Linked DNA regions of Homo sapiens: region 1 is linked to region 2. A link is an interaction called in ENCODE POLR2A ChIA-PET data of the cell type or tissue named here. Cell type or tissue: Caco-2. All regions are shown on one strand. Links, peaks and the distances in the headings refer to the core of each region. The heading gives the core; the rest is flanking DNA. Region 1 overlaps NTF3 (neurotrophin 3). Region 2 holds the start of PLEKHG6 (pleckstrin homology and RhoGEF domain containing G6).

Region 1 (14,851 bases), core at 4,698-12,697, 820 kb after region 2:
TGTTCGCCACCACGGGGCTGCCCACGTAATCCTCCATGAGATACAAGGGCGGGGGCTCCAAGGGGGTGCTGTCGCTCAGCAGGACCCGCGGTGAGTTGTAGCGTCTCTGTTGTCGCAGCAGTTCGGTGTCCATTGCAATCACCGGCTGGAATGCTGACTTGGCGGGCCCTCCCCGCTCCGGCTCTCGGGGAGCCTCAGCTTTGGGCAGGGTGCTCTGGTAATTTTCCTTAACGTCCACCATCTGCTTGGAGAGCTTGTTTTTCAAAATATCTGCCTGGATCAGCTTAATAATGAGGGAATTGAGCGAGTCTTCTGGCAAACTCCTTTGATCCATGTTGTTACCTTGGATGCCACGGAGATAAGCGAGAAATATCACATAAAACAAGATGGACATCACCTTGTTCACCTGTAAGATCTGAAAAGGAAACACAGGTGTTAAGAGCAGGCTCTGGCAGCTGAGTCTGTGTTATTCTGGCACCAGCTACCTGAGGCTGAGTAGCCCTGTGAGGGCACGAGAGAGGGTACCGCCCCCCAGGTAAGCAAGGCAACTCCCCTCTGGACATTCTGAAGAGGTGATTTCTTTCCCCCACCCCCGGGAGATACTGCGAATGCACTCCAGGTCTGCCGACTCTGCTTTTTGCACGGGTTGTATTTACATTGGATGTCTGCTTTATCCTGCGGTCTCTGCTTGTGGGTGGACGATGTCCTACCGCTTCTTTAAACATCCCTTGAGCCTGCAAAGACGCATGGTTCACTCTACCTTGGCAAAGCATGAAAACTTCAAACCTGAGAATTGTAAACATGGAGTAACTTCCCTTCAGCAGCAGCAGCGGTGGCCTTGTAATTGTCTCAAGAAAGAGTTCGACTGCTCCCCAGCTGCAGCCCCTGGAACACACTGAGGCTGAGGACTGGTTCAGTTGCCCCCATATTGCAGTGTCAGATGTGGGGTCATCCCTGGCCAGGCCGCAGCTGGAACGGTCTATTCTCCTGCCCTTGGAAATGAACATGTAGGGCCACTACCCACTCCGCGAGAGGGCCTACGTTCCAGGGTGCTCTGCCGAGCTTTCTGATACATACGCATCACCAACTGATCTGCTCCATCCCCGGGGACGCTCTCCACAAAACGCAGCTCTGCCACAGCACTACTTGCAGAAGACAGAGATGCAGAATAACCACCTTACATAAATGGGCTGGACTTGCCCAGAATAGAAGAGTCATTGTTGATTCACTTGCCTCCTTTAGATTTTTAACATTTCTGCTACAAAATGTTCCTTTTAGTGCTTATGCTTCTTCTAATTCTACTATTTCCTTGTTGAAATGGCATTTCAACCCATCCACGCTCTCATTCTGTTGCCATAGTAGAAGCTTAACACCGGACTCCGGTGGCGTCCTGGTGGAATTACAGTGCTGATCTCAAGACACCTTCATTGCTAGTCTCTCCCTCACTAGAGCAAAGCCCAGATGTTCTGAGGGTAGCACTGGAAGGAGATGCTCCAGGTGGAGAGGGGCAGCTGAGCTAGTGATCCCCGAATTCGTCCACCTCCTTGAGATATTCACTCCTTAATCACCATCGCTGCCACCTCACTGGCTCCCAGGGGGGTACATCATTTCCTCTTTAAAGTTCTGTCCAAACATGGAAAATAAAAACTCTTCCCCTGGTTCACCTTTGGTATTTTCGGAAAGACTTTACTAAGTCCAGGGGGAAAATAGAGAGGAAATAAACAAAGCCGACACAAGAAACAGAAAAGCAGTCCTGCTAACCAGCACCTATGTCTGAGCCTGCCAGTGCTCACTCGCTCCCAGGACTCACAGACAGCCTCTTTCCCAGCTTGTCTGAAATACTGCCGGCTCACTTGTCCCTAGAGGTCAACAACAGTGAGGCACTCTGCTCATACTGCCTCCTCTTGCTGCTGTGATAAGGAGACCATCTTCTTTCCATGGGAACTAGTCTTTGGGAAAACTGACTCCTTCAAGGTCAAAGCCAAGAGAGGGATTCTAGCTTTGCTGCTCACCCTTAGAGATGACTCTAAGGAATTGTACTATCCTAGGAAAATGGTTCCTCTACAGCATAAGGAATCTCCCTCCTATTCTGCATACAAGTGACATTTTCTTCAATATTACAGGCCCAACAAAATGCAACTTGAACAATACAAAAAATATGGCATACAACTAGGATTACATTCTCTACTCCCCTCAAAAAGAATAATACAGCTGCAATAAAATCATTTAGGACTGAGAGTCTATTGAAAAACAATTTGTTAAACCTCCCAAAAGCTCAGCCACTGTAAGCTAAGAATACACAGGATATCCGCTCTTAAGGAAATAAATCAAGTATGGTTAGTGAGGGGAGGTCCCAGGTAGAATAAGAGTCAAGGTACAGATTAGTGAGGTAATGACCAGGATGAACTGAGAGGGAGAATGCTGGCTGATGCTGATGGATTGAGGAGGAAAAAGTAAGAGTCTTTATGGGTGGTGGCTGGAATATGGAACCAAAGTTTATTAGAAGTAGATAAGCCATATAAAGAGGCCATCTAATCTTATTCCTTCATCTTATAGATGAGGACAACCTAAATGCAGTTTAAAGAAGAGGAGAAAGGCCGGGTACGGTGGCTTATGCCTGTAATCCCAGCACTTTGGGAGGCCGAGGTGGGTGGATCACGAGGTCAGGAGATCGAGACCATCCTGGCTAACAAGGTGAAACCCCGTCTAAAAAAAAATACAAAAATTAGCAGGGCACGGTGGCAGCCTGTAGTCCCAGCTACTCGGGAGGCTGAGGCAGGAGAATGGTGTGAACCCGGGAGGCGGAGCTTACAGTGAGCCAACATCACGCCACTGCACTCCAGCCTGGGCGACAGAGCAAGACTCCAATTCAAAAAAAAAAAAAAAAAAAAAGAAGAGGAGAGACCCACAGGAAAGTGAGAGGGGTTCTCTGCACTCTGGCCCTCACCTCCCTTTTCCATGTGATGACTGGGCTCACAGGCCTCTTGCTCCAACCCCATTCACTACTCACTGCTGCTCAAATCACAACCCATGTGCACTGCCTCTCCTGTTGAAATTTCACCCGTTTTTCAGTGCCTGGTTCCAAAGCTGACCTTTCTACAATGCTCCCCCAAGATCCCAACGATAGCACCTGCCACTTCCTTGCAACCTCAGCCTGCTCTCCCAGTGGCTGACCATTTCTTTCTTACTTGCCATGATACTTTGTAATAAGTAGTGGGAGTAAGTCATCTGCAGGCTGGTGAGTGTTTCTAAACTCTTTAGAAGGCTGTCTTAAAGCCCTGCAGGCTTCCTGTGGACTCCATTTTAATAATCGACTTCTAGCTTTTCTCGTAGAGAGCAAGTCCAAGAATGTTGCTAACAGAACTCCCCAAAACACAGAGGTTTGCAGCTGGAAAGGACCCTAGACAACCTCCTCATTTATACATATAAGGGAACGGAGGCCTGCAGTTGTGGTGAAGTGAGCTGTCTAAGGTCAGACTGCTAAACAATGGCAGAGAGTGACGGGGGCATTTGGTTCGTAGGCGCAACAAAAATCACATGGCTTGTGCACCATGAAAGTTATCGTGAGGGGTAAACAATGAAATCCACATGGAAGCACCTAGCATAGCATCAGGTACAGAGTGAGCACACTAGAAATGTTAGAGAACATGAAGCTGAATGGCCTGTGGCCACGGGAGATGGTGCACACCTGCCCTTGACGCACACGGGCGAGGGACCCAGAGTCTGGAGAGCTCCCTCCTCTACATCTGGCTCACAGCAATCTTTACCAACACGGTCCCCACAAGGCTTTCCCCCAGATGCCATGGTGCCCGACTGCTTGGATCTCAGACCAGTTACACTGGTTGTGGGAGAAGATAGGAATATTATGAACTCGAAGCCCAGAGAACAGACAAATGACGAAAGCAAACACGGGCAAGGGAGAGGTGGTGTTTCTGAATTTGCTGGGGGCAAGAATAGATGCATTCTGATCTCTGGTCACTTTTTGGCCACCAATACCTTCATTTCTCACTCCATGTCCGGGGTGGGAGTCCCCCAGTGGGCCAGTTCCCTGGAGTGGGGAATGGAAACAGGAAGGCAGTGCCAGCTCCATCCAGGCAAGGCACAGCAGCGAGTTCTGCTATTTAGGGGAATGTCTACGCTCTTTCTCTAGGGGTCCCTGTCATCTGCAGAGAGCTTCATTTAAGCAATTGTCATATTGTGCTATTATTGTTGGTGTGCCTTCTCTTTGACGACAGGGACCATGTCCTTTCCATCCACACATCCTTGACTCCCAGCATAGGGCTGGACACGCTGCGGACTTTCGACGTCTATTTACTGAATGAGCGCCTGCTACGATCGAGACCTACCCCAGGCACTGCTTACTGGCTGGAGAGCCTGCATGGGCTTTTGCCAAGCCTGGTTTTGGAAGCCAATCAACTCTGCCTTCTTTTCCCAAAGAAAATACAGGCCCTGGCTCTGAAGTCGGCCATGGTCCCCAGGCTCTTCTTGGCTATAATTAGAAAAAGACCTGTTAAAGACCTTAGTGAACCCCCTTTCTACACTCTCCCCAGTGCCCATTTCCCCTGCTCAGAGTTTTCCAAGATCCTGACCGACGTGCATGTGCGATTTTCCTCACTTAGAAACGCTTTCCCACATATGGTGTTTTCTCAGTCCCTGGAGCAACATTCCTACAAGGTTTCACCATCCCTCAAAATACTCAAAAGAGAGCAATTTCTGATTCCTCCTTTTTGGCTCAGTTTACAGCATCCACAGAGGGTTTGGGGGTATTCAAGAAGCAGCTGACATGGAAAAGGAAGCTGAGGTAGACAGTGGCACAGAATCTGAGCCCCCAGCAACCTGCGTCTGCCCTGTCACGTGCAGAGACTGGGCTGCAGCCTTCAGGTTCCAATTCACCTCTCCAGGACCAGCTTCCCTACACAGGAGCACCTCCTGACCGTGTACCTAAAGACGCCTCTTGCTGCACATGTGTGAAGTAAATTTTTAGACTGCTTAGGGGTGAGATCACCAAGAATAAAAATGCAAAGTGCCAGGTACTGGCTTACATAAATCTTAAATCCTAGTAACAACCATCCTGAAGTACGTACTATTATATTTCCCATTTTGAATGGGGAAACCAAGGCAAAGAGGGGTTCCACAACCAGCTAACAAGCAACAGAGTCAGGATTTGCACCTTCTGGCTCTAGAGCTCATGTTATTAATGATGACACTCGGCTGCCTCTCCGTCTGTCCTTGCTCTCAAACATTCTAGAGAGTTTACTTCCAGGGGAAGCCCAAGCTCCAAGCCTGGAGCCAGGACGGCTGCTGTCAGCAGGCTGTGTCCTTCCCCAAGAAGCCTCAGCTCTAAGCAGAGTTTGCAGAGATTTGAGGCCATCAATCCTGTGTCCTCCTCCCTGTATTCCCTATGAAAGCATCCCCCACAAAAGTAAACACAATCCAATTCCCTCACCCTAGTCCCTCCTGGGCCTGATGCTCTCCAGTGCAGCCCATCTGCAGGTCACCTGTGCCTGCAGAGGCCCTGTGTTGTAGTGGACAGAACACGGAGTGCACCATCTCACATCCTGGGTTTGAGACCAGCGCTGGAAATCTGGGTGACTTACAAAGAAAGCAGAAAGGCTCTGTTTTAGCTTTCCTCAGAGAGGAGTCATGAGAGCAGAGGTGAAAGCAAATTTTAATTTGCCAAATTTTTAATATGCAAATTCAAGAGATTTCATTATTTCTGGTGTAGCCATATTCTCTGGAGGCAAATGCATTCTCTGGCTGGGGTCAAAGAGGACGCTGGCCAGCTGTGTCCAGAAGGGCCTGATTCTTTGGAGAATTTCTTCGGCTATGACATGATCTCTGACTAATGCTACAGGCTCAGGAGACATCCTGCCAGATAACCCTAATGTCTTGTTCAGGGACTGGAAAGGGAGAGAGGTGGGAAAGTGATAGATTTAAAGTAGAATTACAAAAGGGAAAGGAATGTGGTGGAAATATTAAACTAAGGCCATATATAAAAGACTGGCTATGCTTGTTCCCCAAATCTTAATTGAAAAATTAATTCACACTGGCTTTGCTCTGAACATAGGTCTTGAGGCCTCAGAATTAGTCAATGGGGCCACATGATGATGTTCTGACCCATGACAAAGCTGAGAGCTGGGAGAGAGAGATCCTGGTGGAGCCTCCGCTGGGGATTGGTCTGGTTTTGGTTAATCTCTTTATTAATGATCCGGAAGCAGGAGGGAGGAAAAAGTGGCAGATTAATTAAAATGCACAGATGACGCTCAAAGGGAAGGTGCTGCAGACACCAGTGAGGACAGACCAATTAGGCTGAAGCACCCGTGGGGGTTGGCAACCTGGAAATAGCATGATTAGATTCAAACTAAAACATGTAGGTTAACTCACTGGGGTTACAATGGATCCAAAACCAACAAGGGAGGGAAATGCTTGGAAAGGGATGAAGGGAGGGGGTGACTTGGCATTGCTACAAGGAGTAAATGAGAAATGAGCTCACATGAATAAAGCTGTGTGGGTTTCCACGGCACCTTCTTCCCTGCTAGCTCTGTGTCCTCCACCTCATTCACTTTAGCACACCTCTCGGGTAGTGGCAACCATGAAACTCCCTGTCTTATGGAGCACAAAAAAGACATAAATTGAGGGACAGAGCCAAGATCAGAAAGCAGGCCAGAGATGGTCCCCAAAACCTGCTGACGCACATGCTCTAAAGTCACGGAAAACTAGAAGCAGTCAGTGAGCTAGAGGAGAAACAGCTAGTCTCTCTGTTGGTATTTGGTGAGGCCTCATTAGACAATCCCTGAACTCAGGACAGGTCTGTATCTATGTAGTGTCAAACCAGGTGAGAGAAGGGGCAGGGAAGTGGATTCCTATCCTGTTCTTTAAGATATCTAATTCTACTGTTGTTCCTCTCCTTAAAACTTAGCACTTAAAACTCAGGGCTCTGAAACTGACTAACATACATGGTCAATCCTCGGCCCAAGATCTGAAACAGGACAAGACACTCAATTTTCAGAAGATGCTGGCTTCTTAGCAGAAATGAGGCAAGACACGGTCAACAGTGAAGGCATACTCTAGGATAAAATAAAATAAAACAGAGAACCTCAGAAGACTGACTTGCCTCCCTAAGAAAGGAAGTACTGAAACTGGTCCTTCTGAAGGCCAGAAAGTGAGGAACAGGGACCCCTGAACAGACAAGAAACCTATACCCCAAAAGAAAGCTAAGTGGACCGAGATGGAGATAGAAAGCTGTGAGTTTCCTTTGCACAGCTGTTAGGAGAGGAATTTCACATTGTTCAAAGCATACCCTCCTCTGGCCCCGAGGCCGTAAAAGATGGAAGGCATGGCACACGTCAAAACAGTGTGCGCCAGCCGCTCCAGGGAGGAAGGTAGGACAGTTATTCCCCAGGCCAAGGAAGCCTCTGGCTTAGCCCCATCTTGGCAAAGAGAGATCTTAAAGGAGCTTGGTATGCCGACACAAGCCCCAGGAAACTCAGGTTTACTTTATCCTTTGCATATCACAAACTCCCATGTCATGGAAGGAGGGTGGACTAGGAAGGATCTGCAGAGAAAATCTGAGTCAATCCAGCTACTAGCCATCATGGTGTTATCCTGCATTTAGTGGTATTTGTTTTGGTAACTCACACTCATCCACCACTGTGCATACATGTGTGCATGCATGGGTTTGTGTGCCTACACACACACACACACACACACACACACACACACACACACCACGTAACTACCTGAGGTGAGGATGGGCTCTAGTCGAACTATTTTCAAATTTTTGAATTTTGAAAAATTTGAAACTATTTTCAAATTATTGAATCATTTAACGTTCAGAAACATTTCAATTTTGGTATCATTTTCTGTGTCTGGATTACTCCAATCTCTAAGTGTGAAAACACACAAGGGGAAGTTGCTTCAGCGACATAGGCAGCTGAAGGTACAGCTGGAATTAAAGAATAACTTTGACCTCAGATAATAGCTGCCCAAGTCAATGTTTTTGTTTTAAATTTATGCTTATGTTCGAGCTGAGTTTATGGTCTAGTGTATACGTTGTCTGCAAAATGCTATACAACTGTAAGTGATACCATTACAAGGTAGGGGCTGCTGAGTAATTGATTTTCAATAATTATAATTAATAATAATGATGATAATGATGAAAGTATTTATCTTATCCACCCAGACAAGCATGAGTCTCAAAATGGCAGAATAAAGAAGTTGGCTTCCTCTAGAGGGTTGAAGGCTAAGGGAAATCCCAAAGCATGCCTTCCCTTCAATTCTTACTTTGGTTGCCTCTTCCAAACCAAGACCACAGCTGGCTTGGCAATGGCCAAACCTTTTTTGTGTGCATCAACCATAGCAGCAAGTCGGGGATAAACTCAAACCATACTGATTTGGCCCCCAGAGGACTTGGCTGCAGAAAGTGTGGTCAGATGGCAGGCTGACTCCTTTAGACTTGGCCAGCAGGCTTGTGTCAAATATGGCCCCTCCTGTCTCCCTGCTGCCACACAGACAACCGCCTTTCACAAGGATGAGGTATATTGACTGGCGGTCTGCGGCTATATTGATTGGCGGTCTGGTCTGGATCCCTTCTCCAGAAAACCATGGTGTCTGAAGACTGACAGCTGGGACTGTCTTTTGCTCCTCCAGGTGTCTCTCCCCTCTGTTCCCTGTGGCCGCCATCATGCTCTTGAGTACTTTTACAGACTAGGGAACTGAGGCAGAAGAAACATGTGTCTGGTGCTTTTCTGAGTCTCTTCTCACCCACTCATGTAGTGATGCGGGGATGTGCACACAGGAAGAAAACCAATCTTCCATCAAAACTGGAGTGTGTGGTAGGCACTTAATAAACACTGTGACTCCAGCCCCAAACACTCTAGTGACTCTGGGCAGCTGGGCAAGACTGAAAAACCAACCCAGAGCTTGTCCTCTGAAAGCAATTTTGGCACAAACACTCTGAACCTCAGGCTGTCTTTAATCACAGACACAAGTCATAATAATCGCTTGTAATAACAGCTCACATTTATTGAGCCTCCCCATATGCTAGACTGTGCGGAACACTTCACATGGATGATCTCAATTAATCTTTGTGGATACGATTATTATCCCCACTTTTCAGCCAAGGAAACTGAGGCTCAGAAGGATTAAGTACTTTTTCTTAAGAAGACACATCAATTGAGAGACAGAGCCAGGGAACAAACCCCTGTCTCTGTGATCCCACAGGCCTAACTCTTAGCTAATACTGCGGAATATCTCTCAATTTCACTCCAAAGTCTAAGGCACCTGCCACTTCATTGCAGTAAACTAGGTAGCAAGCAGCATGCTGGTATATTAATGTTTCTTTCTTTGTAGAGTAAGAGACATTCAAGACAGATCCTCTGAAACATAAAGGGGAAATTTCCAGTCTAAGGCTTGCGTCACCAATTCACAGTAGCTGAAGAACACATCTAGGTGATATGGGGCTAGTGGGATCAATTGTTTATGGTTTAGTTTCTCCAAATGTAAAATATTCCTTTCCTCATTTCTCATTTGATGGTAAAAAACAACCAAGAACCCAAAGACTCATTTTTAAAAATGGCTGGAGCGTTGAAGGTGGGACAGATTTCTGATTCTTTTGTTTTCACAGATTGCAGCACATTTGCAGCTGATGATGAGAAACAAAATAATGTAGGTTCTTGGCACATCCCCTGTTTTGATCTGTTAATAAAAACCAACTCTGCCACTAATGAGCTTTGTGGCCACGGGAGAATCACTGTGCATCTTGGGGGCTCAGTTCCTGAGCAGTGTTTCTCCAGAGGGGTGCTACTGGGATTTCAAACAGGACAGTTTTTTATTGTTAAGTTTAATCCCCCACGCATGCAACGCAGGCCCCCACCTACTAAATATCCATCGTGACCCCAGTCATGCTGACAACTGAAAAAAAGGACCCGCACGTTTCCAAATGCCATCTGCGGAGACCCCTCAGTTATGAATCACATAACATGATGCTGGGGAATTAATTGTTTTATGATTGTTGGCCCTTTTACAATGTAATCAATGCTAAGGAATCCTTCTGCTAAAAAACCACACATGTGCCCATAAAGAAAAAATATTTTAAAAAATTTCAGGGTGATTCAAAGAGTCCATAAAAATCATCCTAGTGTCCCACAGATTTTAGGTTTAGAATTCTTGAACTAAAGATTTTCAAAGGTTCTTTCTAGTTGACATATTAACCTGTGCCAACCCTAAGTCATTTCTTCTCCAGACCAAATAGAGAAGAAATGATTATTATCAGCCTAATTTTCTGGTCCTCTCTGTTTCTCTGTGTCCCTGTGAAGCCCAGGGTGCCAGAAACTGGCATCCAACTCTATTAGGATTGTGGTACAATGGAAAGGTTATGGGGGGAAGTGACTTGCCCAAAACCAATCAATCCATCAGTACAAGAGCTGGAACCAAGCCCAGCCCTCCAGATGACCAGCCCTACGCTGCTCATCCACAGTCACACACAGAGCAGTCAGTGTATTTAAGGACACATGGAGGGAAGCCTGCCCACACCTACCAATAGGGTTTCCTGGGGGAGGCACAGGGGTCCCAGATGAACCTGACCAACACAGCATGTCTGACACTATGTGTGAAGCCTGAGGCCCCAGCAGCCCTACTCAGCCCATGGAGGCAGACTCTTTCCCTTCTTCCTTTCACAAGTGTCTGTGTAGCACCATCTATTGGCATCCACCTTCCTCATGGACACCAGGAATCAGAGCATTTTCCTTTCTGTCCATAAACCTGCAATCACTCTGGGTGACTTCACTTCCAACCTGATGGCTTTTTCATTCCTTGGTCTCCATGTTCCTGCACATCCTCAAGACCTGTGTTCTCCATGATGTTTGAAAACGCAAATGCGATTCCTCAAAGACCTAAGCAATTCCTCAAAGACCTAAAAATAGAAATACCACTCAACCCAGCAATCCCATTACTGGGTATATACCCAAAGGACTATAAATCATTCTTTCATAAAGACACATATGCACATATATGTTCACTGCAGCACTACTCACAATAGTGAAGACATAGTATCAACCTAAATGCCCAACAATAATAGACTACAGGAGATGAGCCGTCATCTTGTAATGTCACCAAGGTCATTCCATTAAATTTGCTCAGAAGGGCCTCATTCAGTACCTGGATGAGGAATCTACAGTGGATCTCTAGGACGATTACTGATGTTTACCAACTACTCGGGGCTGGAACCCTGAAGAACACGGGAGTGCCCTGGCACCGTTGGTCTCCTGAAGGTGTGCGCCAGAAGAGGGTCTGCAAGCCCCACGGGTCGGACTGCAAAGTGGCGAAACAGAAAGGTGAAGCCACCCACTGCTCATGGAGACTTCAAGTAAGTGGGTGAGTGAGTGCCAGAGAGAGAGAGAGAGAGAGAGATAGAAAGAGAGAGACTGGGAGAGAGAGAAAGAGATAGAGATACAGAGACAGAGAGAGGCTGAGACAGAGAAAGGAAGAGACAGAGAGAGACTGAGGGAGAGGGAGAGAGAGATGGAGGGATAGAGAACAAAGAGACAGAGAAAGGATAAAAAGAGAAAGAGACAGAGATACAGAGACTGAGAGAGATAAACAGAGACATAAAGACAGAAAGGGACTGAGACAGAGAAACAGAGATAGGGAGAGAGGGGGACAAAGATACAGAACCGAGAGAAGGAGACAGAAACAGAGATGCAGAAAGACAGAAAAAAAAACACACACAGAGAGAAAGACAGAGGGAGAGACAGAGAGATAAAGAGAAAGGAGGAGAGATAGAGACAGAGATTGAAAAAAAAGAGCGATACAGAGAGAAACAGAGAGAGGGAGAGGCAGAGAGACACAGAAGAGAGGAGAGAGACACGGAGTGAGGGAGACAGAGAGACAGTGAGTGGGGAGGAGGAGAGAGACACAGTGGAAAGGGGGGTCTCTTTCTTGTACAGGGGGTTTCAGTTGAGCCCAAGACACTGGGCAGTGGCTCTTCTACCTGGTTGGGGAAAATTGGAAAGGTACCAGAGAAGGCCCCTCTGAAGCCAGCATTGCTGCAGGTCCAGAGGGCATGTGCACTTCCATTCACATTAGAGACTGCTCCACCCTGCCACCATCTCCAAAGCCAGTGACCTCCCTGCACTAACCTACATTTCTTTCTACTGCCAGGGAAGTGAACATGCGGGTGCTATCAATGCAGCAGGTGGCCAAGACCCAGCACCATGGGAAAGACGAAGGCACGGGCACTCAGTATCACACAGCGCTTCCTGGCTCAGGAAGAGGCTCTCAGAACAGGCCGTGATCACACTGGCCACCTGTACCTTGTCCCAAGAGGGGTGGCAGTGCCTGGCACCCTGGCCAACACAGGCTGGGACAGGAGGGCTACAAGCGACAGGCCAGTACCCGTCTTGTGGGAAACAAGTCAGGCAGTGTGTGTGTGTGCGCGCTCGTGTACGCATGAGCACACAACATGTGTCTATGTGTGTCTGTGTGTGAGTGTGCATTGTATGTCTCTATGTATGTAGTGCCTGTGTATGACTGCAGATGTGTCTGTGTGTAGTGTGTGTATGCATGCATGTATGCCTGCGAGTGTGTCTGTGTGTAGTGTGTGTATGCATGCATGTATGCCTGCGAGTGTGTCTGTTTCTCTGTGTGTGTGTGTGCTGTGTGCATATCTACGTGTGTGTGGTGTCTGTGTAAGCCCGTGGGTGTGTCTGTGTGTTGTGTATATGTATGCATGTGTGATGTCTGTGTATGTTTTTGTGTGTGCATGTGCATGTGTGTAGTATGCATGTGTGTGCATGTGTCTCTGTATGAGTGTGGTGTATATGTCTAGGTGTGAGTGTGTCTCTGTATGGTGTGCATATGTGTGTGGTGTTATTCTGTGTGTGTGTGTGGTGTGTGCGTGTGGTGTTATTCTGCTTGTGTGGTGTATGTCTATACATGTGTGTGCATGTGTGTATTCTGTGAGTATATCTGTATGTGTGCATGTATGTGTATGTCTGTGTGTCTGTATGTGTGTGTGGTGTTATTCTGTGTGGTGCATGTATGTATGTGTGTGTGTGCATATATGTATTCTGTGAATGTGTCTGTGTGTGTGCATGTGTGTGTGGTATTCTGTGTATCTGTGGTGTGCATGTATGTGTGGTGTTATTCTGTGTGTGTCTGTGCTGCATGTATGTCTGTGTATGTGTGCATGTAGGTGTGGTGTTGTTATTCTGTGTGCATCTGTTTGGTGTGTGTGTCTGCGTGTGTATGTACATGTGTGCGTGGTGTGCTGGGCAAGGGATGCTGAGAAGGGGAGATGCCAAAAAGCAGAAGGGATCAAGAGCCTGCGTCTACTCCCAGCCTCCCCTTTGGCCACTGTGAGTCCCTGGGCAAGTCTGTTTTTCACTCCCAGTCCGGCATCAAATTGCTCCTCCAGCAAGGGCAGGAACCGGAGTAAATCATCCAGAGACCATCCCGGCGCTAGCAGCCTGCTAGTCCACAGGGGTCTAAAGCCAGGCAGGGCTCTCGCTCTCTGGGTCCCTTTCAGCACAGAGCAGCGAGCCAGCTCTGCGGGTCCTCCCTACCCCGCCACCCACACCCCCAGTGAGGTGCACGTGGAGTCAGGCACAGGGCTCCAGTGGCCTTCCTGGGTCCCCATGAACTGGAAACATGTGAGGACAGGCAGGGGAGAAGCCGTGAGATGGAAGGAGAAACTCTGGGTCAAGTTTGCATTTCTCATTATTTCTCCAACCCTTCTCAAATTCCTTTTGTTTAGAAACCTCCTTGAGTTTCTGAAGGCTTCCCCCTCCCCCACCCCACCCCCTGAAAAACTCTAGGAGCTCCTCCAGCCTGTAACCCTTCCGGATAACACGTTCCATATGTCGGTCACTCTCGGCATGAAACGTTTGCACTCACTTTTCTGGTCACCTCCTCCGTGGTCTCCCCACACTGCCTCTCCCCAGAGTGGCCCCACCAACCCCTTCTGTAGCCCTCTGTTCAAGAAGCAGGGACTGGGATCAGGTTGGAGGGTCCTTTGGTCTCCCTCCCGGGTCAGCTCCCATGCAAGATTCCTGCCGGTTCGCCTCCCGAGTGCCCCAGAGTGCGCCTGCCTTTGCTCCAGCCCGCCCGCCGCCAACAGCTGCAGGGAGACCCTCCTTTAAGCACTGGGGCTAATTGAGCAGGGCTCTGACTGAGCTTGCCACTTTATTTGCTTAGAGCAAGCTTTTACAGCAAGGCAACACAGCATTCTATTGTCTTCCTTTCCCACCCAGCTCCCCCTCCTCCCGAGGCTACCCACTGTGGTAAATAAAGGCCGGTGGGATTGTTTTTCCACCCGAACTTCCAATGTTCCCGTTGCGAATGCAAACAGGCATTCTGGCCTTCCTTGTTTGACCCTCACCCCAGGCGCCACCCCCTCCACCCTCCTGATGCATCTTTTGATGAGTGAATTTGATGCTGGAAAACCATACAGAGCACAACCCCATGCAAGGTTTTGTGGGTTTCCCGAAAGAGGAAAAAGGTGGCGTTCAACAGCTCTGGAGGGGCTGCACTGGAAGAGCTGAAGATGACTTTGAATTGATCAAGGGAGCCTGAGAACTACTTATAGTTCTTTTTCCTTGAGACCACAGGAGTCCTTAAAGGCCTCAGACTCCCAGGGATGCTCCAGGGATCAAATAGAGGCCTCCTTGAAACAGGTAATGAGGCAAGCCCATGACCTAACACTGAAGGCAAGAGCAAGTGGGAAAACATGAGGCCTAGAGGCCAGTCTGAGAGCAACAAGGCTTTCCCAAAAGACACAGAGAGACCTGTCTGGAACATATATGGCTGAGCCATCGGCTATCTTGAGGGACAGAAGGATGAGAGATTGAGCACC
Region 2 (14,851 bases), core at 4,346-12,345:
GGGTTGGGGGTGTGGGAGGAGGGACGGCTCAGCCGTCCCCTCCCAACCAATGCCAGCCACAGCACAGCGCCACACTGTCACAGACACACTAAGAAAGAGACCCCCCTCCCAGTCCCCGATTCACCAGAGTCCCAGCCCCACTGGGGCACCTACCATGGCATTCAGGGCCTCTTGGGCTCGTGCCTCGGGGCTCCTCTTGAGCACAGCATGGAGCAGCAGTGGGTACTTGGTGATGCGCTGGTGGGGCTTGATAAGCAAGTCACAGAGCATCTGCCTCCCAGAGCGCTTGTGCTTCTCACACCACTGCAGGGAAGGTGGGTGGGGCTCAGGGTTTGCTCCCTCCTGCCCTGCCTAGTGGTGAACTCAGCCTCAGGCTCAGCTGGAGACCGGCCGGCTAAGATGCACCCGTCCCCCTCCCCAGCACCCCTTCTCCCACCTGCACGAAGGCATGGAAGAGAGGGTTAGTTTCTTGCTGTTCTCGGGCGTAAGCCATGGTCTGCTTCACTCGGAGGCAGTACTGGACATAGGGGTGGAACCGCTGGCCAAACTGGAGAGACAGATACGGGAGGTGGGGAGCAGGCATGGGGAGAAGGCCATGAATACAGGCTCTAGCTGCAGGACCCAGGAGCAGGTGAAGAGAGCCTCGCAGGGGCCCTTAGCCCAGCTCCTGACAGTCCCTCCCTCCCAGGATCCTCCCAGGAATGCTCTCGAGGCTACGCCCCTTTCTCTGGATTCCACGAAGGAGCCTGAGGTCCCGACACTGACCCAGAGCTCTCTGAGCTCCCTCTATCCACAGTGCTACTGGGGCCTGCTGCTCTGGACTTACTCTCCCACCATCGATAATTCAGCTGGACCGTTGTCAGGACATTGCAGATCCCATTTCACCCTGGGGGTGGGGTGGCGACCTAAGAGTTGGCTCAGAAGCCTTGCTCCTATGGAGGGGGTACCTAAGGCTCCCAGGGGCAGTACGCCTACCTCTCTACCCCACTGCAACTTTTTCCTGCAGGGCCCACATTTTCCTGGCTAGGTAACATTGTAGAAGAAAGTCGGATCCTAGGCCCTCTTGCTTTCTCTTGTCACTCTTCTCCGTGCCCCGGGTGCCTCCTGTGGCCTTTTACACCCACCCAGGTCCTCCTAAGGGTCCCCTCACTTAGGCCTCATTTGCTGCACCCAGCTTTTGTAGTTGATGGGAGCCAAGGTGTGACCCTTCTCTGAGACAGCTGCATTTTCATTTCATAAAGGCCTCCAGAAGAACAAGGAGCCTGTGGCACAGAGGTCAGACTTGTGGCATGAAGGGAGGAGGTGAGGTGATATTAGGGGTAGGGGCTGTGTCCTGCGGCCCCTCAAATCACAGAGATTTGCATACTGTGGGCATGCCCTACACACAGGACCCCCGAGGGCTCCGAGTCCTGCCCCATCCAGACACAGCCCTTCACAGGCCTCACCGTCAGGAAGCCACTTTGCAGACCAATGGGGTCCAGAGGCTGGCCCGAGGCCCGAGTCTCCTCCAGGGTGGGCCCCAGCACCTCATCCCAAAAGCTCCGGTGGGTTCGAATCAGGCTGGGGACATTTCCAAACAGGGTCTCAGCTGACACCTGGAGGAGGGAGCAGAGCTGAGCAGCACACTTTTGGAAGGTCCCCAGGGGTGGCACTGGCTGAGGAAAGGTGAGGACCTTAAGCTTGGACAGCAGGGGCGGGGGTGAAGAAGGATGAACTGGGCACTGGGCCTGGAAGATCTCAAGGATGTCAGTCTGAGAAATGGGGGGCCTGTGGCCTGCTTGGAGTCCCCAGTAACAGGGAAGTAGGGAGGGCAAGGCATCCCAAAAAACGGGGCAGTGGGAATTCAGACAGGGATGGCTGGAGGGCCCACCCTCATCCCCAGGCTCAGAGGTCGGGCTGTGCCAGGGTCCCCTCCTGAGCACCCACTCACTTCCATCAGCAGTCCCACTCGCTGCAGGTTCAGCAGGCCGGCGGCTAGCAGCTGCAGGGAGGGAGACGAGGGTCTCAGGACCCAGCGCAGCCCTTCAGTGTCGTCACCTCCCACCCCCCACCAACTTCAGTACTGCTGACCTATCTCCCTGCATCCCAGACTGGCCTGAAATCCTGCCCCTCCCTCCCCCAGTGACCTGCCTTCCAGTCTGGGAGGATGGGGGCTCATGCAGGGAAGATGGGGCCGGGGCTGGGGCTGAGGGGGGCTCACATCAGTCATGATCTTGAGCTTTCTCACGTAGATCAGCTCGGTGGTCAGGAGCTCCCACAGGGCCTCCTGTTGGTGGCAGAGCTCCTGGCTCATCTCCTGGGGTGGGGAGAATGCTGGTTCAGTTGGGGAATGATAATTAGAATGGCAAGTACCAGCTGTTAAGTGCGACCGGATCCACTTCATAGGTTCTAGGCACTTTGTGCATGACCATGACCTTTTAATCCTCAAACCAGTGCTCTGATGTGTAGGTGGTATTATCCCCACTTTACATATGTGGCAACTGAGGCCCAGAGAACTTTACTGTCTTGACCAAGGTCTGACTAGTAAGTGGCAGAGCTGGGATCTGAACCCAGATCAACGCGTTTCCAGATGTTTTTTCCACATGACCCCACTTCCCAAGGCCTTTCCCTCCTCTAGAGCAGAATCTGTGTGTGCATTCACGCCGTGGGGACAGACTCACCTTGTGAGTTTCAGGCTCACCTTGTGCCCAGGCACCAGCTCCCTCCAGGACTTCTCGATGGTCAGGCCACTGTCGCCACCCTCTCCTATCTCCCAGTGCCGCCGGTCCTCAGGGGGCAGCCGGGGCATCCCAAACATGCTGAAAGTGTGCAGCCTCACCTCCAGCTCATGGGCCTTGGTGAGTTCCTGGGGGAGCCGAGAAGGGCATCAGCTCTGGTCACATCCTTGGCACCCAGCCACAGGGCCCCGGGAGGGCTGTGTGTGTGTGCATGTGTGTTAAAGTGTGTGCGTGTGTCTGTGTCTGGAATGGGAGATGGCAAGCAGCACTGAGTATGAGTGGGGACATGGAGGCCTAGAGAACAGGGGTCGGCCCCAGCTGGAATTCCAGGGAAAAAGGCATTGCTGGAATGTGGGTGAAGAGGCACCCTGGTCTGTGGAAAGGTCCCTGGAGAGGGGTCTGATCTAGGCTCCCTGACAGGAAAGAGGCCTTCCATGGGTCTCCTGAATCAGAATGAGGTGGGGGAGGGACAGAAACAGACACTTCAGAGGGACCTTCAAGTGAATCAGAACAAGACTTAGAGAACCAGTGGTCTCAGGCACCACTTTGACATTTGCCTATAAAATGGCATTTTTTATGAAGCAGCATGGCTTACATTTTACAGGTTTCTTTTTTTTTTCCTTTTGAGACAGAGTTTTGCTCTTGTCACCCAGGCTGGAGTGCAGTGGCGCAATCTCGGCTCACTGCAACCTCCACCTACCGGGTTCAAGCGATTCTCCTGCTTCAGCCTCCTTAATAGCTGGGACTACAGGTGCCCGCCATGACACCCAGCTAATTTTTTTTTACATTTTTAGCAGAGACGGGGTTTCACCATGTTGGCCAGGCTGGTTTCGAACTCCTGACCTCAGGTGATCCGCCCGTCTTGGCCTCCCAAAGTGCTGGGATTACAGGTGTGAGCCACCACGCCCGGCCCATTTTACAGGTTTCTTTGGTACCAAGAATGTGAGCAATAGACACTCCTGACCCTCACTCACTCCATCTGGATGTGGCTTGGGAGGAGAGGTGAGGCTCACAGTGGCAGTGAAGGATGATGTGGCACTGAGGATAGAGAGAGCATACCTGACTCTCAGCAACTTGGTAATTTGACTTGGTAGTTTTCAAAAACTGAAAGCTCAATATCAATCGTTTATCCACATTTAATCAAAGTGTCTCAAGTCAAAGTCCCTGGTTGCCATGCATGGACCAAAGAGAGATATATCCCTGAGAGGTCCTAGGCAGAGCCATGTCTGACTGGCAGGCAGCAGCCTCCTGGACCTGTGTTCTCAGCTCCCGGAGCTTGCTGGTCATCTGCGGAGCCATCACAATTGGGGCCGTATGTGTGGGGATGGGAGGAGAGGGACCCCCTTACCTTGAGTTTGGGGGAGTGAAGCAGGCCAGCCCCCACATGGCCCCCGTGCCTCTTCTCGGGCTCTGGATCTCGCAGTCTCATGGGTGACAGGCCTCGGGCCTGGCCAGAACCCCTGGCAAAGGGGACATACTGCTGGAGGCGTCGGCGACTGGGATCCTGGGAGAGGAGCAGGGGAAGTTCTGGGGGTGCCTCCCTTTCCCCAGAAACCCCAGAGAGGTAGTAGGGGGGCAGGCTTGGCTCTAGATGTTGTTCCCCCACCCTGGTAAGTCGGGCTGGCTCACTTCTCCCTGCAAACCAGTTTGGTGTGGACTGCTCCTGCCCTGAGTCACAGCGGCCACTGCCGGCAAGGCTAAGCTGAGTGGGCAGAGGCAAGACAGCCTGGCTCCCTGAGTGGGCCTGGGGAAGAAGTGGGGCCTCCTGCCGAGCAGGTGCACAGCACACACATGCCTGGGCTCTGGTGTGTGTGCCCCCACTGCCTCCTGCTCTCCGTACCATGGGGGGTGCATGGACAAGGCGTGGTGCACACAGCATTCTGGTCTCTCGTAACTCTCCTTGTCTATGACCAGCCTCCCTCACACATGGGGACGAGGGCACTCACATGTGCAGCCTTCTCCCCAGGGGCGTGCAGCCTGCATCCCATCCAGCTGGGAGTGGCTGCCCTTCTGTGTGAAAGGCTGAAGCCACAGCCACACAGCTCCTCCCAGGGCAGGCCTGGTCACATTCCTTCATTTGCCTGTGGCCTGAATTACCCCACATACTTTCTAGTCTCCCTTCTCACCCACAGCCTAGGAAAGTCCCATCTCCAAAGGCAAAATTATCGTGCATTGAGGCAGGGGATGTCCCAGCCACAAGCAGAACTGTCCTCAAGGTGGAGGGGAAACCTGCAGGCTGAGGGACAGACCTGGCTTCCACACCCCTCTGCTTGGTTAGGACTGGAGGAGAGCCAGGCAGGTGGAGCCAGGGGTGGAGCCAAGGCAGGCACCCTCCTGTCCCTACCCACCACTGGAGGAGTAGGGACACCCTGAACCTTTGCTCATCTTCATCCTGACTCAGGGAGAGGCAGATCTCAGGAAGGCCTCAAACTCCTGCCAAGCAGAGGCGGGAGCCTGGGAGGCGCCAGCTCTGGGGTTTGATGACCTTACCCGCAGCTCTTTGTCTGAGACCTGTCTAACAGCACTCCTCGGAGGGCCTGGCTTCTCCTGGCTCCGCCTCTCCTGCCCAGCTGCTGGGACTGGGGTGTGATATCCCTGGAGCCTGGCCCTGTCACTGCCCTCCTCTTTCCCGCAACCCAGGAAAGAAGAGTAGGGTAAGGGGCAGGAATAGCTCAACCTCTGAACCTGTAAGGGGACAGAGACTCCACAGCCTAGGTGTCTTCCCTCCTGCCCCACCAGGTCACTTTTGGGGCACAGCCTGGACTCACCAGCACAGGGTATCCTCGGGGATAGAGTCTGCCAGCAGTGCTCTGAGCAGAGGCTCGATGCCGGCCCCCATAAGTCTCAATGCGGGAGGCCACGAGTCCTTGGAGGGGGCCCTCATGTGGAGGACCAAAGGCCTTCATCCCTTCTCTCCTGGGTCACCTCCAAAGGGCCATATCTTCAATGTCCAGGAGAAAGAGGTCCCCTAGGGCTGCAAGAGAGAAAAGAGGAATGGAAGGGCCATCCCCAATCAGTGAATGGCACCAGGCGGGAGACCAAGGCTGGTAGGGGGCCTGGGAGGGAGGGTATAGTGGGGGAGGAGAGGGCCAAGGGCTTGGTCACTTGTTGGGGGGAACATGGCTGCCTCATCTATGACTTGGTGGGAGTAGGGTAGGTCCAGGTACATATTGGGTAGGAAGCCCCTTGGAGATGTACCTCCTCTCTCACATGTGTGCATATTTGGGGTACAAGCTCCTGCACTGGTCTCAAATGGGAACAAGGGTCACAGACAGGTCTCGGGCTTTCTGGATACACCCAGGTGGGAGGGTTCTCCTTGCACCTAGATATAACCCCATCCCCTTCCCCATATAAAGCTTGGGAAAAAGCTGGAGGGAGGCCATGGTGGGTGGGGTGGGCTGGGAGTGGGGGTGGCTGGAGACAGCCCAGTCTGCCACCAGTTTTTGTACAGCCTGTAAGCCTTTACATATTTACATAGTTGAAACAACTGCTGCCCCCCCTGCAAAAAAGCCACCAATATTTTGGGACAAGTAAATATTACATGATATTCAAATTCAGTGTCCATAAACACAGTTTTGTTGGAATCCATCCTCTTCTGCTGGTCTCCTAATAACCTGTGACTGCTTCTTGCTAGTTGGGACAGACGGTGTAGGCCGCGAAGTCTCTAATCTTTACTGTCTGGCCTTTACTGAAAGGCTTGCCCATCTCCTACCTGAACCCTCCTGACCACAGACAGGGAGGTGAGTGGGGCCAGCTGTCCGGCCACTGCCCTTAGAGACCAGCCAAATAGAATTAGAGTTTCTCCAGTTTCGGGCTATATATTTGGTCCTCCCCAGACTCTGGGAATACCACCATGGAGCTGGGGGCCAGGCGTGGGGCTCCATCCCTCCCCCCTAAACCTGGAGGGAGGGCCCGCCCTCGAGTGGGCAGGGCCTGGAAGAGGAGAGGCCTCCTAAGGGGCGGTGGGCTCAAGAAGGCTGCGCAGGTGTTTGTGCCCCGACCGGGTGGGCCTGAGGTCCTGCCTCAGCCCTCCCTTACCTTCCTCCGATTCAGGAGCAGAGGAGGAAACGTTCGCTGTCCCTCCTGCCGCCTCCCAATAGTCCTCCCTCTGAGGGCGCTGTCTCCCTCGCACTGCTCCCTACCCAGGGTCCTGTCTCAGCCCAGCCCCCGGCTCCCCTCCTCCCGCCTTCGGGAGGCCAGGCCTTCCTTCCCCTTCGCCCCGGCTTCCAGGCCCCGGGTCCCGGCCGCCCCGCCCCCGGGCCGCGTAGCCCTCCCGCCGCTCACCTGTGCCCACAGGTGTCACCGCACCCGCTGCCCTGCGCCGCCCTCCCCGCCCGCGGGGCTCCCCGTCGCCGTCGGCTCCCCGGCGATGCCAGCCAGCCCCGATGCCCAGCCTGGGACTGGGATCGAGCGGCCCGCGGGAGCCGGGCAGCGCGGGTCCGGGCGAGGAGGGCGGGGACCGGGCTGGCCCCTCCCTACCGCCAGCACCGCTCGGGGCAGAGGGGCAGAGGGGCGGGGCCCTGGGGACCGAGCAGCCCCCGCCCTCACGCAGCCACCGCCTTCCCCGGAGAGGACAGCTCACGTGGCGGTGCCCTCCTTTCCCCTTTTCGGTCGCACCTGAACTCGACACCCGCCGGCCGAGCGGGAGGGCTGGGACCGCGCGCCCTCCACTCCGGGCCAGACCCCCGCGAGGCGCTGCAGTAATGAGGGCTGAGTAAGGGGCGGGGCGCCGCCGGGGGAGGCGGCGAGGGTGACAACCTGTGGCAGGCACCCCTCTCTCCTGCTGGTCGCGGCGAGTGGCCGGCCGTCCGGTCCTCCCCCTGCCTCGGCCTAGACCCCTAAGCAGGCAGGGAGCCCGCCTGCCAGCTGGAGGGGCAGGGGGCCCCGTCGCTGTGTGGAGTCCAAAGTGTGAGCCTTATCTCTCAGAGGACCGGCTGGCCTGCCTGGTGGAAGGTGATACTGGAAGGCTATCCTGGACTTTGCCTTTGCTCCAGGGATAGGCAGCTGAGGCCTGACCCGCACTTCTCCTATGACCTAAGACTCAGGTGGGGGCACCCTCCCAGTTCACCTGCAAATAAGCCCACTCCCGGCTACACCAGGGTCACCCAGCCCTTGCGGTGGCTGCTAAAATAGATGCTGTGGGGCCAGGCGCGATGGCTCACGCCTGTAATCCCAACACTTTGGGAGGCCGAGGCGGGCGGATCACAAGGTCGGGAGATGGAGACCAGCCTGGCCAATATGGTGAAACCCCGACTCTACTAAAAATACAAAAATTAGCTGGGCATGGTGACGGGCGCCTGTAGTCCCAGCTACTTGGGAGGCTGAGGCGGGAGAATCGCTTGAACCTGGGAGGTGGAGGTTGCAGTGAGCCAAGACAGCACTACTGCACTCCAGCCTGGGCAACAGAGTGAAACTCCATCTCAAAAAAAAAAAAAAAAAAAAAGAAAGAAAAAGAAAAAGATGCTGTGGAAGGACTGACACATGCTGGGCATTGCATGAAAGGACCATACTTTATTTTCTTTATTTTTAAAATTTATTTTTTAAAAAGAAAATAGAGACAATATCTTGCTGTGTGGCCCAGGATGGACTCCAACTCCTGGGTTCAAGCGATCCTCCTGCTTCGGTTTCCCCACCTTTTCACTTCTCCAAATCATGGCACCTCGTCTGACAGAAGCACTGGATATTTGAGATAGAAGTGTCCTGTGGATGTGTGGTCATTATAATCTCACAACCATGAAACCCAAGACCCTGTAGTTGGCAGGTGGCAGGTCTGAGGCTCCCAGCCCCTCACCCTGACTGTGGTCTATTTCCTGCCAATGAACTCAACAGTGATTGATACGGCTCCTTACTTCTTCAGAGCATCCTGAAGTTCAGGAAACACTTTCAGAAGCAGAATCTCCTTGAGTTGCCAGGGGAAAAGGCCTCTATTCCCTTTTCCCATCTAGGCTATGAAACGCATACATGATCAGAGTGTTCTAGTCCTCACTCGGACTCTGGTGACTCTATTTTGTTTGGAGGAGGAATCTATATCTTTGGGCAGTTTCTAATTTTGTATTCCCTGTGTCCATCCTCAAATCTGCCCTCTGGGATTCTCTTTCTCTGAGCTTGCTGTTGTGTGATTGCTCTGCTGGTTCAGAAGTGTCCTCTGTTCCTCCAGCTCCTTGAACCAGCCTGTCTCCTGCTCCTGGCCCAGCTGGTGGTGGGACTAGTTTTCGGGGGTGAAGTCAGGTGGGAAAGGAACTGCAGTGGCAAGAAACCAGAGTGTGCCTAGTTCCTAGCCCTTCCCTCTTCCCATTCACTGTGTGTGTGTGTGTGTGTGTGTGTGTGTGTGTGTGTGTGTGTGTGTGTGTGTGTGGTGAGAGCTAGACAGAGATAGAGAGATGTCCAGGGATGACAAGAGTAGCCATGAGGGAAAGAGTTAATAAGCCAGGAGAGGAGGTGGTGATTACGGACAGTATTAAATGACACCCCAGAGACAGCTGGTGCCAATGGCCCCTAGCTTCTCCTCCCAGTGTCTCCCAGAAGGAGTGGGAAGGAGGAATAAGAGGGAAGATGAAATTGAGAGAGCACCAAAGACAAGCCTGGGCTTACAGTGCTCTGGGGTGAGCTGGCTAGAGGGGCCCAGTGGCAGGTGGTGGTGGGTGGCGGGGTGGTTAACCCTTTCACTTCCCTCTAGGCGTTGAGGTCCAGTCTCCACCCACTACTGCCCCAGGGCCTGTCTTCAGCCTCCCTGGGAGGAGAGGTTCCCAGGGCAAGCTGGAGTCTAGAAGCCAGAGGTGTGGCCGGGCACAGGTGTGTGGCCTAGGAGGCAGGCCTCCATGTTCTGTTTCTTCTCTTCTGTCACTCTCACAGTCTCCACTTCCATGACTCCTCTGTGCTGCGGAGAGCACACTCCTATGGCAGGCTGAGGGGAGCATTCTCAGGGAGCTGAATGAAATGTAAAGAATTGGGAGGCTGGAGGCTTGGCCTCTGCCAAGTGAGGCTAGGGGCCATCTGGTCCTTGGACCAGAGTATGCCATCTGGATACTTCTCTTTATTCCTGGTTATCCTAGCCTTTCCTCACATGTCTAGCTTGAGTCATATGCCTCACTTTCTCCCAGGTAAGATGCTCCTCATTAGGCCCCTGGATTGACCCCATAACTGATGGTAAAGTGTGTGTCCACGGTCAGAGCTCTGAGGATCAAATGCTTCTGTCCAATAGCAGCCTGAGGATAACTGCCTGGGGTTGGCATAAGGGGCTCACCAGGCAGGAAGGTCAGGGAAACTCATTTGTGCCTCGACCTCTGCTGAGCCCATATCTCTCAGGGCAGAAGTGGGGACCATCTGGGCTAATGAGGGGCTGGCAGGCACTAGCAACAGGAGGCAGCTAATGGGAGCTGTGTCCTCCCTGCCCAGAGCGAGGCAGAAACTGAGGGTTCAAGCTAGGAGGCGCCAGGTCATGTGAGGCAGATGAATACCAGGAGGACAGGCCACAGGGCAAAGCCTCTGGTGCCTCAGGCCAGAACTGGTGCTTCCCGTTTCTTCTTTCGTCCCCTCCCCCTTCCTTCCACATTTACTGGCAATGTGTAAGACAGTAGGAATATAGAAAAGAATAAGAGGCCCTGACTTCTAGGGGCTTACAGACTAGTGGGGAGGCAGATGGGCGAAAAGAACATTGATATTTAAGTTAGACCAAGAACGACTAAGTCAGGAGCTGTGGGAACACTTTGGAGGGACCGGTTACTACATAGGGGAGCCAGGGATGGCTTCTAGAGGAGGCGAGCTTTGTGTTGGGACTCGAAGGATGAGTAGCAGTCAGCTGGGCTGAGAAGGAGGAAAGGACATTTCTGGAGGAGGGAAGAGCATGTTTAAAAAGAAACTGGGGAAGGGCAGACTTCCCTAAAGGCCTCCTGAGGGTCTACCCTGTTGGCTCCCTGGGAATATCCCAGCTTCCGAGCCGAGGGTCTCTGGGTGGTGGCTTAGGAGGACGAACCTTCTTTGTGGCCTTCCAGGACCTCCGCAGTTTGACCTCAGTTATACTTCCCTACTCAATCCCTAGATGTGTCCCCATTCCCTGGGTCGGCCTCGACTTTCCTGACTCCATGCCTTTGCTCAAGCTGTTCCCCTCAGCTGGGTGCCTTGTCCTCCGACTCCACTTACCTCCTTCGAGGTCTTTCCTAGGACTGCCTCCTTCACGAAGCCTTTCCTAATAATCCCGCAGCCAGGCTGATCACTTTCCTCCCTGCTTGCAGCTGCCTTGACCGCTATGTTTCTTTAAAAGGCACCACTCTTGTTCTCCCTACTAAGTTGATATTAGCATGTGCCACCTATGCCTGAGGGCAGAGACCAGCCTAACACAAGACTGGCATGGTGTTTGGGAATTGAACTGGATTGACTTGCTAGAGGACCCAGACAGAATGACTTGCAGATAGACTGGCCTGTACTGTTCTGTCCCTACCCAAAGGAACCACATTTGCTTTTTAGATACCTGGAATTCTTCCATAATTTCAGTTTCCTTTCCTGCTTGATTACTGTAGCATCAGGACATCTGTGATGCACCTAAATGTTCCTCTCCATTAGGGCAAACATACCATGTAAGTTTACCTTGCAGGCCAATTCTTTTCTCTTTTTCTTTTTTTAAAATTCCAGATTCTCTCAGATCCTGAATTGCGGGCTAATTCTGATAGGTGGTGGGTTCCTGGAACATTAACTTAAGAAGGATTCTGTGGCTGGCTCAGCAGAAAGAATGCTAAGATGGCTTAGCAATGTCTGCCCCAGGGGAAAGAGGGCTCTTTCTGCCTTAGCGTGAGGTTTATCAGTCACTTGTCTTGCACTGAGCCAAGACTGGGACACTGAGAATGTAAGGCCTTTGCCTCTGTTGGAAGCTGATGGCGAAGGTGACTAGAAGACAATCGGGTGGATCTACCTTCTTGGGATTTACGGTGGCATATCTTCCAGTCAGATGTCTGGATGTCCAGGTCTGTGCTCCGAGGCACCCTTTTGACATGCGGCCCCAGAGAGGCTGTGGAATTTTTTTTCTTTTTTTGAGACAGGGTCTCACTCTGTCAACCAGACTGGAGTGCAGTAGCGCCATCACAGCTCTCTGCAGCCCAGACCTCCGAGGCTCCAGTGATCCTCGCATCTCAGCCTCCCGAGTAGCTGGGACCACAGGCACATGCCAACATGCCCTGTAGTGAACAGAACACTGGATGAACAGATGGGTGAACAGAATATTGATATGGAAGTTAGACATAGAAGGGATAAACTGGGAGCTGCAGGAACACTTTGGAAGGACCAGTTACTACATAGGGGAGCTAGGGATGGCTTCTAGAGGAGGCAAGCTTTGTGCTGGGACTTGAGGGATGAGTAGTAGTCGGCTGGGTAGAGAAGGAGGAAAAGGTGCTGGACCAAGAGCTGTGGAATCTTTTTTTTTTTCTTTTTCTTTTTGTTTGTTTGTTTGTTTTTGAGATGGAGTCTTGCTCTGTCGCCAGGCTGGAGTGTAGTGGTGGCGCAATCTCGGCTCACTGCAACCTCTGCCTCCCGGGTTCAAGCGATTCTCCTGCCTCAGCCTCCCAAGTAGCTGGAACTACAGTAGCGTGCCACCATGCCCAGCTAATTTTTGTGTTTTTAGTAGAGACGGGGTTTCACCATGTTGGCCAGGATGGTCTCGATCTCCTGACCTCGTGATTGGCCTGCCTCCGCCTCCCAAAGTGCTGGGATTACAGGCATGAGCCACTGTGCCCAGCCCATTTTGTGTCGGTTTCTACCTTAATTTTGCATTAATCATTTCTGCCTGCCTAAATGACGGATCTCTGCCTCCCTTACTGCTCCTGCACTTGTTGGTTTGTTGTTTTTAGAATACAAATGCACTGTGCAGGGCTCAGAGGCTTGGAGCCATCTCTGTCTCATGCCAGGGTCTTGGTTCATAGGGAAGCCCTTCATCGGGCTTTGGGGGCAGCTGGATTTGATTTGTCTATATCTCCATCCTTGTATGTAAAATGAGGATAAAGTAACTAAATTTTGGAATCATTGGATCATTACAATAATAACAATAGCTAACTTTAATTAATTAATTAATTAATTTTTTAAGAGACAGCATCTTGCTCTGTCATCCAGGCTGGGAGTACAGTAGTGCGATCATGGCTCACTGCAGCCTCAACCTCCTAGGCTCAAGTGATCCTCCCACCTCAGCCTCCCAAGTAGCTGAGACCACAGGTGTGTGCCACCAAACCTGGCTAATTTTTAATTTTTTGTAGAGAAGGGGGTCTCCCTCTCTGCCCAGGTTTGTCTTGAATTCCTGGCCTCAAGGGATCCTCCTGAGTTGGCCTCCCAAAGTGCTCAGATTACAGGCGTGAGCCACTGCGCCCAGCCAGAGCTAGCTTATTAAAGCAATAACTATGTGCAAGGCACATAGTTTATATGTTTTATTTTATTTAATCCTCACAAAAATCCTATGAGGTAGATACTATCATACTCCTATCACAGGGGAGGAAACAGGCTCAGAGAGGTTCCATGACATGTTCAAGATGACAAATTTAGCAAGAAAAAAAGTCAGGATTTGAACTCAATTGCCTCATTCCCAAGCTGGCACCTTTAACTACTATCCAATAGGCAAATAAACAAGTTGCTCTAGGTAAGCCTAGTGTATGGAAAGGAAACCAGATAAAACTGACTGCCTTGTTTCAGCCCTAAATGTCATCTCAGCATTTGAAGACACAAGAAATCTAACTCCTAAAGCTTTGAGAAGTATTTACTGAAGGCTGCTGGCCAGGGCTGGTCTTTACTGAGGGCTGTTGGCTGGAGCCCGAGCCCAGGGCTCTGTTGCTTATTACACGGCATCGTTTCCTAATAAGCATCTTCACTCCGCTCTCCCCAAAATATTCTTCCTCATAGTATCTATTCAGTCCTCTCCTCTCCTGCTCCCTCTTCTGTCTCCTTCCAACCCCTCTTCCTGATCTTCCCCCTCCCATGGCTCCATTCCCTTTCCTTTATGGAGCCATCTACTCTTGTCCTCCCTTTGGTAATCTCGTCTGCCCTTCTGCTCAGTAAAACAAAGATGTTTCGCCCACGTCCTCAAAAGGAGGATAGTAAATCCATGTAACAATGAAATATGGTTGTCCTCGGCATGCTGGGCTGTCAATGCATGGCCAAGGCAGATAAAAGGAAACCCTAAGGGGCTGAGGAGACAACAGAGAGGGGATTTAGAAAACTGCTTTCCTCAGGCTGGGCGCGGTGGCTCATGCCTGTAATCCCAGCACTTTGGGAGGCTGAGGCAGGCAGATCACGAGGTCAGGAGATCGAAACCATCCTGGCTAACACGGTGAAACCCTGTCACTCCTAAAAATACAAAAAATCAGCCAGGCATAGTGGCACGCACCTGTAGTCTCAGCTACTCAGGAGGCTGAGGCAGGAGAATCACTTGAACCCGGGAGGTGGAGGTTGCAGTGAGCTGAGATTGCACCACTGCACTCCAGCCTCGGTGACTCAGAGCAAGACTCCGTCTCAAAAAATTAAAAAAAAAAGAAAAGAAAAGAAAAGAAAGAAAGAAAACTACTATCTTCACAGGCCCTGCATTCTGTCTCTTTTCCTTCCCTTCCCTCCATCAGTACCAGGGGGAGGAGGAGGAGGAGGTGCGGGTATGAATCCCTCCTTACCATCTGACTCAAGTCTGCACATTCTCCAAGACCTGTATTAATCCCTGCCCAGACCCTCCTGGACCAACGTGGTCCACAGTACCTCCTCTGCCCCTGATTCCTGCTACATATGCCCCTCTTACATTTGCCTTACCTTTCTTGTTACCAAACTTTCATGGTGGGTGTCTCCTCTCCTTATCTAGGCCGTAAACTCCTTAACAGCAGGACCTTGCTCTTTCACAGTGCCAGGCTAGGTGGAACTTGACATAGATACTAATTAAAGATTTGCTTGGGAGATGACTGTGGAGTAAGACCTCTAGGAGTGAGGTCTCTGGAGTTTGTATTCGGGCTCCATCACTATGGTTGCTTGTCCCTGATTTTTCACATCTCTGAGTGTCTATGCTATTTGGTAAGATCCTTCCGCACTGACTCTGCGCTTGGCCTTGTGATTTGCTTTGGCCAATAGAATGTGATAGAAGTGATGATGGACTCGTTCTAGTCTTGGAGCTCCAAAGGCTTTGT

Evidence for each region. ChIA-PET counts read pairs that join two places held together with the same protein. Peaks named below come from ENCODE experiments on the same cell type or tissue, not always from the same donor. Only the 100,000 strongest peaks of a DNase experiment are listed, where the experiment ranks them.
Region 1: POLR2A ChIA-PET joins it to region 2 with 10 read pairs; 2 of 35 experiments call an interaction of 5 or more read pairs at or near these places.

The regions. Positions count from the first base shown.
Region 1 is chr12:5,479,758-5,494,608 of GRCh38, reverse strand. NTF3 (neurotrophin 3) reads right to left here. Exons shown (of 2, transcript NM_001102654.2): 2 at 1-415. Among named protein-coding and RNA genes, the nearest start is that of NTF3, 55 kb to the right of the region's middle. In Caco-2, for the core only: no CTCF peak of the experiment used is centred there; no DNase peak of the experiment used is centred there.
Region 2 is chr12:6,302,999-6,317,849 of GRCh38, reverse strand. It overlaps PLEKHG6 (pleckstrin homology and RhoGEF domain containing G6), which reads right to left and starts at 7,168. Exons shown (of 16, transcript NM_001384598.1): 1 at 7,002-7,168; 2 at 5,486-5,691; 3 at 4,066-4,221; 4 at 2,681-2,845; 5 at 2,201-2,296; 6 at 1,931-1,981; 7 at 1,446-1,595; 8 at 437-547; 9 at 154-303. The coding sequence starts at 5,623. RefSeq lists enhancers at 4,703-5,012, 7,634-8,354 and a silencer at 7,222-7,271. In Caco-2, for the core only: no CTCF peak of the experiment used is centred there; DNase peaks (open chromatin) are centred at 4,969, 5,099, 7,269, 7,659 and 3 weaker places; H3K4me3 peaks cover 1,831 bases.